Regions from separate parts of the Homo sapiens genome. Here region 1 is linked to region 2. A link is a contact called in ENCODE Hi-C data. All regions are on one chromosome and are shown on one strand. Each heading gives the region's core, a stretch centred on a gene start or an enhancer-like site at or near the end of the contact. The rest is flanking DNA. Distances are from core to core; before and after follow the strand shown. Region 1 holds the start of OSTC (oligosaccharyltransferase complex non-catalytic subunit). Region 2 holds the start of INTS12 (integrator complex subunit 12).

What was found. Hi-C counts contacts between places; a loop is a spot of excess contacts on that map. Pooled maps may share reads with other maps.
Region 1: a loop to region 2 is called in a pooled map, with 10 times the contacts of the local background. The contact joins the promoter of OSTC here to the promoter of INTS12 in region 2. A Hi-C loop is called at or near these places in 8 of 50 pooled maps.

What each region holds. Positions count from the first base shown.
Region 1 is chr4:108,647,478-108,652,770 of GRCh38, forward strand. OSTC (oligosaccharyltransferase complex non-catalytic subunit) reads left to right here and starts at 3,122. Exons shown (of 4, transcript NM_021227.4): 1 at 3,122-3,317. The coding sequence starts at 3,179. It also overlaps the pseudogene RNU6-431P. RefSeq lists enhancers at 3,062-3,411, 4,026-4,075.
Region 2 is chr4:105,706,994-105,711,862 of GRCh38, forward strand. INTS12 (integrator complex subunit 12) reads right to left here and starts at 1,696. Exons shown (of 8, transcript NM_020395.4): 1 at 1,645-1,696. GSTCD (glutathione S-transferase C-terminal domain containing) reads left to right here and starts at 1,791. Exons shown (of 12, transcript NM_001370181.1): 1 at 1,791-2,023. It overlaps LOC124900747 (a long non-coding RNA gene), which reads left to right. Exons shown (of 2, transcript XR_007058214.1): 2 at 908-1,103. RefSeq lists an enhancer at 1,771-2,020.

The sequences.
Region 1 (5,293 bases), core at 1,872-4,371, 2.9 Mb after region 2:
TCTCGGCTCACTGCAACGTCCGCCACTCGGGTTCAAGCCATTCTCCTGCCTCAGCCTTGCAAGTAGCTGGGATTAGAGGCATACACCACCATGCCCAGCTAATTTTGTATTTTTTAGTAAAGATGGGGTTTCATCATGTTAGTCAGGCTGGGTTCGAACTGCTGACCTCAGGTGAGGAGGCCTCCCAAAGTGCTGGGATTACAGGCATGAGCCACCGTGCCCAGCCATTACTTGCATATAATTTTAAAAACAACCTTCAAAATGTAAAATAACTACAACAATAACACCAAACCCCACAATATTGCATTAGAAAGAGTTTTTATTTAGATCATGAGACATAATAGTGCTTCGTACTCATGCTTATACAGAACCTAGCGCGAAAGAACATAATTCAAGACACTGTCAACCAAACTGCAAAATGTCTTCATAAATAAAAATCCAGGTTAATATTAGTATTATTATCCTACAAAAAACAAAGCTACTAATTTCCTCTCCAACACATATTTAAATAAACAGAAATCAACAATATTTGTAGCCTTTGTAATTCTAGTTTGTTTAGAATTTAGTTAAAAACTTATTTGTGGAGCTCTCCCTCTCTTTTGGCTGGCAGAACCATTTCTGACTTCAAGGCTTTTTATTAAAATATTCTACAATGAACACAGAAAGCTTGGTAGATACCATCTTTACACTTTTTTCTTCTTTGAATATATATTTGCTTGTGCACAGTAAGAATTATTAACATTTGCTTTTATATGTAGCTTAAGATGACAGCTCTACTGCATATTATATTGTAAACTGTGTTTCTCTCAACATTTTTCCTTCTTCATCTATAAATAGAAAACCACTGAATGATTGATTATATGTTTATTTAAGGGCATGCTCTAATGCCCACTGCTATATTCATTATTTCTTTGGTTTTCAGTTACAGAGTTTATGTTATGTTTAAATAGAACATTTTTCTGTAGGAATTGTGGGTTAGGACATGGATGATAACAGATATGCATATCTTACTCATGAAAGGTCTCTTTTATACGTGGCTTATAGAATATTACAAACTCATGTTGAAAAATATTTCAAAGCTTAAGAGGTTAAAAAATAATAATGAATTGGTTCCTGGAGCAAACTTACTTTTTGGAAAGTGATAGTAATAATTTAACATATAGATGAATGCAGTGTGTTCTGACTTGGCAGTTTTATTATTTATGAAATTAATTTTTCATTTAAAAATTATATATTAATAATTTATATGTTTTCCACAATGTAGGTAGAAATTATGTGTCCCTAGTATACACAGGAAGAAGGATAAGTATATAAACGTATACCATTTTAAACGTCTTAAATCTATTTACTTCTACAGCAATTGCCTTTTAGGTCTCATCCAGTCACAGACTATACTACACTTTTTGAGTTTATTTCCCTTCCCAGGAGCCACTTTTGTCATATGTAAAGCAGTTATACTAGTATTTACCTAACAGAATTGTCATGAAGAGTATATAAGCACAAATGTAAATCACTTAACATAGTACCTGCCAAGCAGTGGTTAATTAATGTTAGATTCCTTTTTAAGCTATAAAGGAAATTTAAAAACCTTTAATCCCTATGTTTTTCCAAAGCAAAATGTTTTATTTTTATTTTTTTCTTCATACCAAAGCAAAATATTTTAATTGTTCCAAAGTGTTCCTTACTTATAAAACTGTGGGAATTTCAGAAACATTCTGCTTTACAGTGCCCAGAGAAACTTCCTACATATAAACGCTGGTTTTGGTGTAAATGCATTCATTATTGGTGTTATCATTGGCCTTTACATAACCTAAGATTCGTGTGGCTCCGTTAAGACATAGGCAATATGACTCTGGGAGAGACTCTCACTAATGAACAGTAAGGGCAGCAAGCCTCAACTGTACTTAGAATTGGATACTACAATGTTTTGATAGTATTTTCATTACCGTCTTCAAGCAATTTCTTAACAATTGAGTTGTTAGCTAATTAGAAGTGCAGAACCAATACATGGCATCCTGTAAAAATAACCACGGGCTTAGTAACAAGCAAATAAAAAAATATAAAAACATTGGCTCTATAATGTGTCAATATGCTCTGGACTTATGTAATCAGTGACTCTTAACTCTTGCTCCAAAAGGAAGTTAACATTTGTAGAGTCTTAAAAGATTATATAAAAAAGAAAAGCAAAACAGAAAACAAAAAATCTTTTAGACCTTCTAGTCCATCCCTAATGACTAATTCTCCATCATATATTTTCATCTATTTGGATTGTAAATGTTGCCCAGACCAGAGATGGCGGTGGTTCACACTAGGGTGTCAGTGGTGGAATGGTGAGGGGCAGATGAATTGGAGATATTTTGGTAGTACAGCCAAAGAGACCTACTAATATTTTGGATGCAGAAGGTTAGTAAGGAGAGAAATCCAGACGACTTTAAGATTTTTGGCCAGAGGGATTTTACCTTTTAGCGACATACAGATGACCAAGGGAAGAGCAAAGTTGAGAGGATGAGTTATTCAAAATAGTATTATGGTCACGCCAAGCTATCAGCATTAAGGCATCCCTGTAGAGATGTCCTGTTGACATTTGTGATCCAGGCTGGATGTTTAAAAAAAATTGGTAACATATTACTTTAGCAACTATTATTAATTCTTATTATTACCACGACTACATCGGGAAGTAAAAGCTCAGCAGCCTCCGGCTTTTCCTAACCCTTGAAAAAACCTCTAATATAAAAGGCATTTATATCCAAAAGTTCCCATTCATCTCCCGCTCTGGGAACCGGGAGCGCCCCCTGTCCAATCAGCTTTCAAATCCCCTGCGTCAGCGAGTGGGCGGGGCTCACCTAGATTCCTTGGCCTCCGCTTCTCCGGCTTGGCCACGTTAGAAGTCCCGCAGGTCCTTGAAGGTACACAAATCACCTATATATCCATTAGAAAAATGTAGAGTACATTATCACAATGTAAGTTTAATTAGATTAAATAATTTACAACACTTTATTCATATCATTTATTTGTTTTATTTAGTTTCTTATTTTCTTCTATGAGTATAGTAACCACCTCCGAGCTTTACGGATCTGCGGGTCCTTTCCTCGCGCACGCGCACTTGTTAGGGAGGGCGGGCCTGTTTCCGGGAGGCGCGTGGGGCTTGAGGCCGAGAACGGCCCTTGCTGCCACCAACATGGAGACTTTGTACCGTGTCCCGTTCTTAGTGCTCGAATGTCCCAACCTGAAGCTGAAGAAGCCGCCCTGGTTGCACATGCCGTCGGCCATGACTGTGTATGCTCTGGTGGTGGTGTCTTACTTCCTCATCACCGGAGGTAACTCGGGCTGTCGGGCCCGAGAGGCTGAGGAGCGGAGAACTGACCCGCCCCGGGAGGCGCGTCTGTTCCGCTGACTCTCAGCCCCGGGGGAAGCATAGCTCTGCTTTGGATCTTTTCTGAGGGTGGAGGGGAGTTCTGGGGTCCGAAGTGTTAACGTCCAAGTTTATTCGCCTTCACGCCCTGTCTTAAGAGAATTCGTGTTCTCACTCCCATTGCCTTTCTTCTCCTTCTAGCCCTCCCATCCCAGGGATCCGAGTCAAATATATTTTTCAAGGCCAAATTGTTGCTCTTTTTGTTGCTTGCCATACGTTGTTTGATAAATGTCCTGGGAAAGCCTAATTTGGCAAACTCCGTTTCCATGGTTGGTTGTTTGATAAAGGTCCTGGGAAGGTCTAATTTGGCCAACTCCGCTTCCATGGTTGGTCAAGAGCTTGTGGGACTTTTAAACTTATCTTTGTCCTGGAATCTTGGAAGAGACTTGACAATCTTTAGTTTTGTTGGCTCAAACCTAGGGTTCTGTGTTGCCTTTTGCATGACCTACAATAAATATCAATGGAATTTTCTGAAATCACAGGTTTGATAAATATTTGAGATTGGAGATGAGATTTGCAGACGATACTGTATTTCAGTGGGCAGAAGTTGAGAATTAAAAAAATAAGATAAATAGCATTACTATTAAACGCTTCTGAATTGTCTATCATCTTATTCTGTCCTTTTCAAATAGAAAATTGCAAAGGGGCGTTGCCTTATGTACTGGTGAGTTGGCAATCCGGCTAGTCTTTTCAGAGCCACTACCCTTTCAGGCCACAGTTCCAAGATTTACTTAGAACTGTGCTACTGTGTACATTTAGATTTGGGGAAGTGGTGTACTTAACTTGGAAATTATAAAATTAATTTAGATTTTGGGAAGTGGTGTACTTAACCTGGAAATTATAAAATTAAAGCTACGGATTTGGGATAGCAAAAGTAGTTCTACTTTTAAGGGAGTGGCCATATAATTGTTATTTTCATAGATGTTTTGTGAGAATAGTTGGCACTGAAGGGGGAGGATTCAAACTGAGAGAGCTGAGTTCTAGAAAGCACCTTTGAATTTACCTCCTTCCCCCAATCTAGAATAGTGAGAATTAACTTACGTTCATTTAAATAAATTACATTTAAATATTTGAGTTACATTTAAATACTTATTTGGTAACAAGATACTATCTAGCATTGCATTAGCATTAACCATTAACATTTGCTCATCAAGTTAATAGCTACTGTACTGAATAAACAAAATTTAAAATGCATGTGGCTTTTAAAAATAATAGACTTTTAAAAATAAATAATATAGAATAATTCAGTATTATTATTGAGTGCTCGCTTCGGCAGCACATATACTAAAATTGGAATGATAGGGAGAAGATTACCATGGCCCCTGTGCAAGAATGACTCGCAAATTCGTGAAGCGTTCCATATTTTTGCACAGTTCACGAAGGTCGTTGGACAAAAAAAAAGTCATTATTCAATAATAATAATGAATAATGCTAGTTTCTTTCCTGTAACCCTTACTTCCCTTGGAGTCGGATTCTTTGCGAGAAGCCTCAGTTTTCTTTGTGGCCCTCTTTTTTCTCCTGTTGATTATTGTAATGGGGAGATTCTTTGTCCCAACCATTGGGGGAAAGTGGAAAGGTTGCTTTTTAGTGGCCAGGTCTATGAGGTATCTTGTATGATGAATTGGTTTTGCCACTGGAAGGGAAGAAGTCTCTTCTAAAAACTGAGTGCACCTTTATAAATAAACTATTTGTTGCTGACAAATAGTCAGCAAATAGATACTGAGTCCCGTTAAGTTTCAGGCACTAGGTACTGGAGATAATAGAACAAAACATAAGGACCCTGACCTCCTGAAGCTTATAATGTCATAGATGAGACATATTAAATGTCACTTAATTTTTTTGTCCGTTAAAAATGTTCACAAAAACAGGCCAGGCGCAGTG
Region 2 (4,869 bases), core at 446-2,945:
TTCTACCACCTTCGAAATAAAGACCAAATTTCTTGGCCTAGCATTTAAGAAGATTCAGTAACTGGCACAAAAATTATCATTCATCATCCCCAGATCTGCCTTATAGCTAGCTGACCCTGCCACTCTTATTTTTTTTGTCCAGGAAGCTCTTTACCTATTTTTATATATCTACATCCTATCAAGACCCTATTCAAATACTTCTCATGAAGATTTGACTGACAGCTGCTGTGCCCCTCTCCATTCCAAACCCTATTAATAGTCTCTCCATTCAAGGATATCTCATAGTGCTTTTTCATGGTATTGCAACTTTCTCCCTTGAAGCATTTTTTTTTTTTTTTGGCACAAGTGTTATGTCCCCTACAAAACTCTGAGTACTTTAAGGGCAGAGTCTATATTTATCTTTTTGCCTATCTCTTTGCCACTTTGCAAAGTACAACAAAATAATGGCTATAGAATTACTGGAATTAAGTGATCAAAGTATAGTGGTCTTATCTCTCCTTCTACACAATTGTAGCCATTTCCAAGGTCCCTTCAGCAAAAATCACAAAAGTAACTCACCCCTGCCCCCACAAAAAAAACTCCAAACATCAAAAAAGCAAAAGCAAAGCAATCACCTCTTTCACGACTGGGGACTTGTAGTACAATGTTCCTATCTGTAAAATTCTCACAATCTTTCGCCTGTCTTGCTTAATTCATTAATCCCACTGGTCTGTAAACTTGATGACAGCAGGAACTTGTTTTGTTCACTGTTATTTCCCTAGTGCTTGAAACTTAATAAGGGCTCAAAAATATTTATCGAATGAACGAACTAGGTTTTTTGCGTAAATGTCACCTTATAAGGCTTCTGTGATCTCTCCAGTCTAAATTGGGCATTCATATATAAATATAAGTATGTGCTTTCTCCTAGATCCATTTTTCACCCTACCTGGCAATCTCAAAAGAAGTCCAAAGTTGATCATATGCACGTGCCCCAGATGAAGGAAACAGAAACTGTTCACATAGAGTGCAGTATTATCGTTGCCATTTCATAATGGCTCTAAAAAACTTTGTTCTTCATGACTTCGCAAGCTCTTGCAACCCCTTCCAATAAACATTATTTTAAAGATGCTGCCTTTTTCATTCCTCCACTGAGTTCTTGGTTCTGGATAACACTGATACCTTAGGGACACCTGGAATCGCAGGAGAAAAGGCTCCGATTCCAAACCAATCAAGTGGCTGAAAGCTGACAGCAAACACTTAGAAAAGGAATGTCAATCCTTTGATCAAAGCATCACACATCGAAGTCCTAGAATGGGGGATGGTCCTTGACAGGGGAGCCAAAAGATGAGAGACAATGAGGGAGCTACGTAGAGAAGTCACTAAAACCCTCCGACAAAGTCCGAGGCAGGATTCCAAGTCCCTTGTCCCTAGACCTAGAAATATGCTCGGTCCGCATGTCCCGGCCCGCAACTCCCTCGGAGGAAGCACAGTCCTCACTGAAAGGGGAGAGCAGTCAGTCTAGGGCACGCAACCGCCCGTAAATTATGATTCCCCTTGAGGAGCGAGGAAACTAATACCCCACGTAGCTACTCTCCCACCTCGCTCCTGGCGCGGGGGTCTCGAGCCTCCAGGAGGCCAGGAGCAGAGTCGCTCAGCATAACTCACCGTTCCGCCCCGCCCTGCCGATCCGTCTGTTCCCGGTGGTCCCTTCGGAAACGGTTCCCGCACTGGCCGGCTCCGAAAGCAGGAAAACAAAGGTTCCCACAGTAGGGGCGGGGGAAACGTTTGGCAGTGCGACAGTAGGAAGTGACGTTACTTCCCTTTTTCCGGTCCGCCGGATTATGAATGACGGCCGGCGCGAGTATTTTCCACATAAGGTGGCTGTCGTTTTTCTCCTGGCGTCTGTGGAGGCGAGTGGTCTGCGGGCAGCAGCTCCCAGAGGCAGCCTTGGAATTCCAGCTCGGACTGGGCGGGAAGGCGCAGGCGGCCCAGGTCGCCGACACGCTCACGCACCCTCCCTGCCTGGCCGCGCCTCTGCGACCAGGTAAAGAGGGCGCTCGGGCCGCCGGCTTCTCAGCCTCCGCGACCCCCTAAGAACTGGTCTTTTCTTCGGGGGTCTGCAGGGCTGAGGATGCGGGGGAAGGGTGGGAAGGACAAGGGCGTGGTATCATCGTCCTGATTTTTCTCCCGCCCTGGGGCCGCCTCAAACTCCTTTTTGGCCACTCCTGCTGAAGGTGCGGGTTGAGGGCTCTGGGCTTCTCGGTAGTACGCGTTTCCCAGTTTCCCCCTAGCCAGTCCCTCATGTCTTCCTCTGCTGATGGAGAAATGGGGCAGCTTCCAGTTGGAGGCGTTGGTTGGGGTGGTTTGATATTTGCTGTTAAGTGTTACTTCAAGACCTCTTGGGTCACACTAACTTCTCTTCTCTCTTTGGCATTGAGTTTTCCATTCCAGCCCTTCCTGATTGCAGAAAGCAGTTCTATGTGAATACTACTTAACATTTACTCCAAAGGACTTGCTTCATTTGGGGCCATTTGCTTATGTTTTGTCATCACAGCAGTATCTCTTGGGTTTTTAACTTCTATAGAAAGTTTAATTTGCATGAAAGTTGCTTTGGTTTCAAAAACGTTTGCTAATACACGTACTTCCCATCCCAACTTTCTACCTGGTTTTGGGATGAGATGACTTGTTTTTTTCCCCTTTATTCTTAATGCCAGGATCCCATTCCTTGTCATAAATTCTTGAATATCAAGAAAATGCCAGCTTTAGTAATATATTGTGTGCTACATTATTGATAAAGAAGGTGGTGTATTTCTATTTTACCTAAGCTTATCTGTAAAAACAATGTTTACAGGAGAAAATGCAAAAGCTAGCAAGAACTAGTGATGTGATAATTTTAAACATGTAAACATAGTCATTTAAATCCATGATAATAAACTGTTATAACACAACTAAGTGATTCGCTGTCATATTTAATAAACATTAAGCTATGCGGGTTTTTTTTTCTTTTTTTTTAACTGCCTGATGGGGAGCATACACCACTGAGAGGATTGCTTTAAGCACACTCATTACTAAAAATTGTGTTTGTATTACACCTGAAAGTATCGTTTTGTGAGGTCTCACTTCAAAAATAAGACTGAAAAGGTCAATGAGATTTGAGAATCATCATTTCTTTTTATTTTATATACTTTGCACTTCTACGTGTTTTTGCTTTAATTTAAACACAGCTCAAACTTGAGCTTCTGTAGTAGTGGGCCCATCAATTTTTTTTTTTTTTTTTTTTTTTGAGCTGGAGTCCTGCTCTGTCGCCTGGGGATGGATTGCAATGGCAACATCCGCCTCCCGGGCTCAAGCAATTCTCCTGCCTCAGCCTCCCGAGTAGTTGGGATTACAGGCGCCCACAATCACACTCGGCTCCTTTTTTTTTTTTTTTTTTTTCAGTCGAGGAGGGGTTTCACCATGTTGGCCAGGCTGGTCTCAAACTCCTGACCTCAAATGATCCGCCCGCCTCGGCTTCCCAAAGTGGTGGGATTACAGGCGTGAGCCACCGCGCCCGGCCTGTTTTTGTTTTTTTAAACTTGTTTTACTTGTAGCTTTTGTTTCATCATCTGTGATTTTTAAATAAAAATAAATACTGAGTATCCAATTAGCTTTTCTAACAAAGAATAAATACTTGGAATGCAGATATTGAAACCATTTAGATTAAAACAAGCACAGGTATTGTTTGCTGTGAAAATTCAGTAATTTTATTTCATACTTGGTAACATGTTAGCCATTTGCGCTGTCGATCACTGTTAATTATGAGGTCGGGTTTAGCTGAAGGCATTATGACTCCATGGCAACAGATGATTCCCTGATTCTCCAGAGAGATTACACACTTCGTTTGTGGCTAAGGTTACTGTAAGCTTTTCACTTAAAAACTTTTCCTACTTCTTTACCAGATAAGAAAACAGCTAATTTTAATCACTGGCTTTTGTTCTCTAGGACTTAACTGCATCCCATATTACGTATTTAATGAGCTTGAAAAAATCTCAGTGTTTTTCTTATCGTTTTTGACCCTAAATATTTAAGGTAATTGGCTGCTATCTATCTGTTGAGGGGCATGTTTTTTTGTTTTGTTTTGTTTTGGTTAAATCTATATTATTGTAATAAAATAGGGTACAATTTTCAGCCAAATACTGTTGTTTTATGAAAAGCATAAAACACAAGATAAGTTATAAAATTCAAAATGTTGAACATATGATGTAGGAGAGAATTTAGGCAGGTTTAAATTTTAATCTTTAAGAAAAGTAAGTGTTTGTGATTTTTCATACTTATAAACTGTGTTGAACTTCTTATTTTGTACAATAGGTTGATATGCACATGGATTAAGGGTTTCACGTTTATATTTTACCATTTCATGATTCCCTGGCTTTCAGCCTCAGTAACAAATATGTTTTTTTTCAGTATTTGGTTGGGAAAAACTTTTCAATCAATATAAATCCTTTACCTTTCATGGAAAGAAGCTTGAAAATATAAACCATAATTTGGGTTTTGCCCATCAAGGTTTGCATATTTTAATAGTGCCAGTTGATAAGGAATTTGGTTATAAATTATAAAGAAATAATAGTAGCTAGTATTTATTTAAGGACTTAATATGTGACAAGCTTTTTTCTGTATGGCACACTACATGGTAGGTACAGTTATTATTGTCTCCATTTTATTATATAAGTGAGGAAACAGATATGCAGAAAAGTTTTTTATAGCTACTAAGAATCAGAACCAGTATATTTGCACCCAGGTGGTCTGGCTCAACAGTCTCGGCTCTAATCTATTACTTTATAATTCTTGTTTTATAAATATTCTTGCTAGGCACATGTATGGAATCTAGTTAAGATTCTTAGTTCCTTTGCC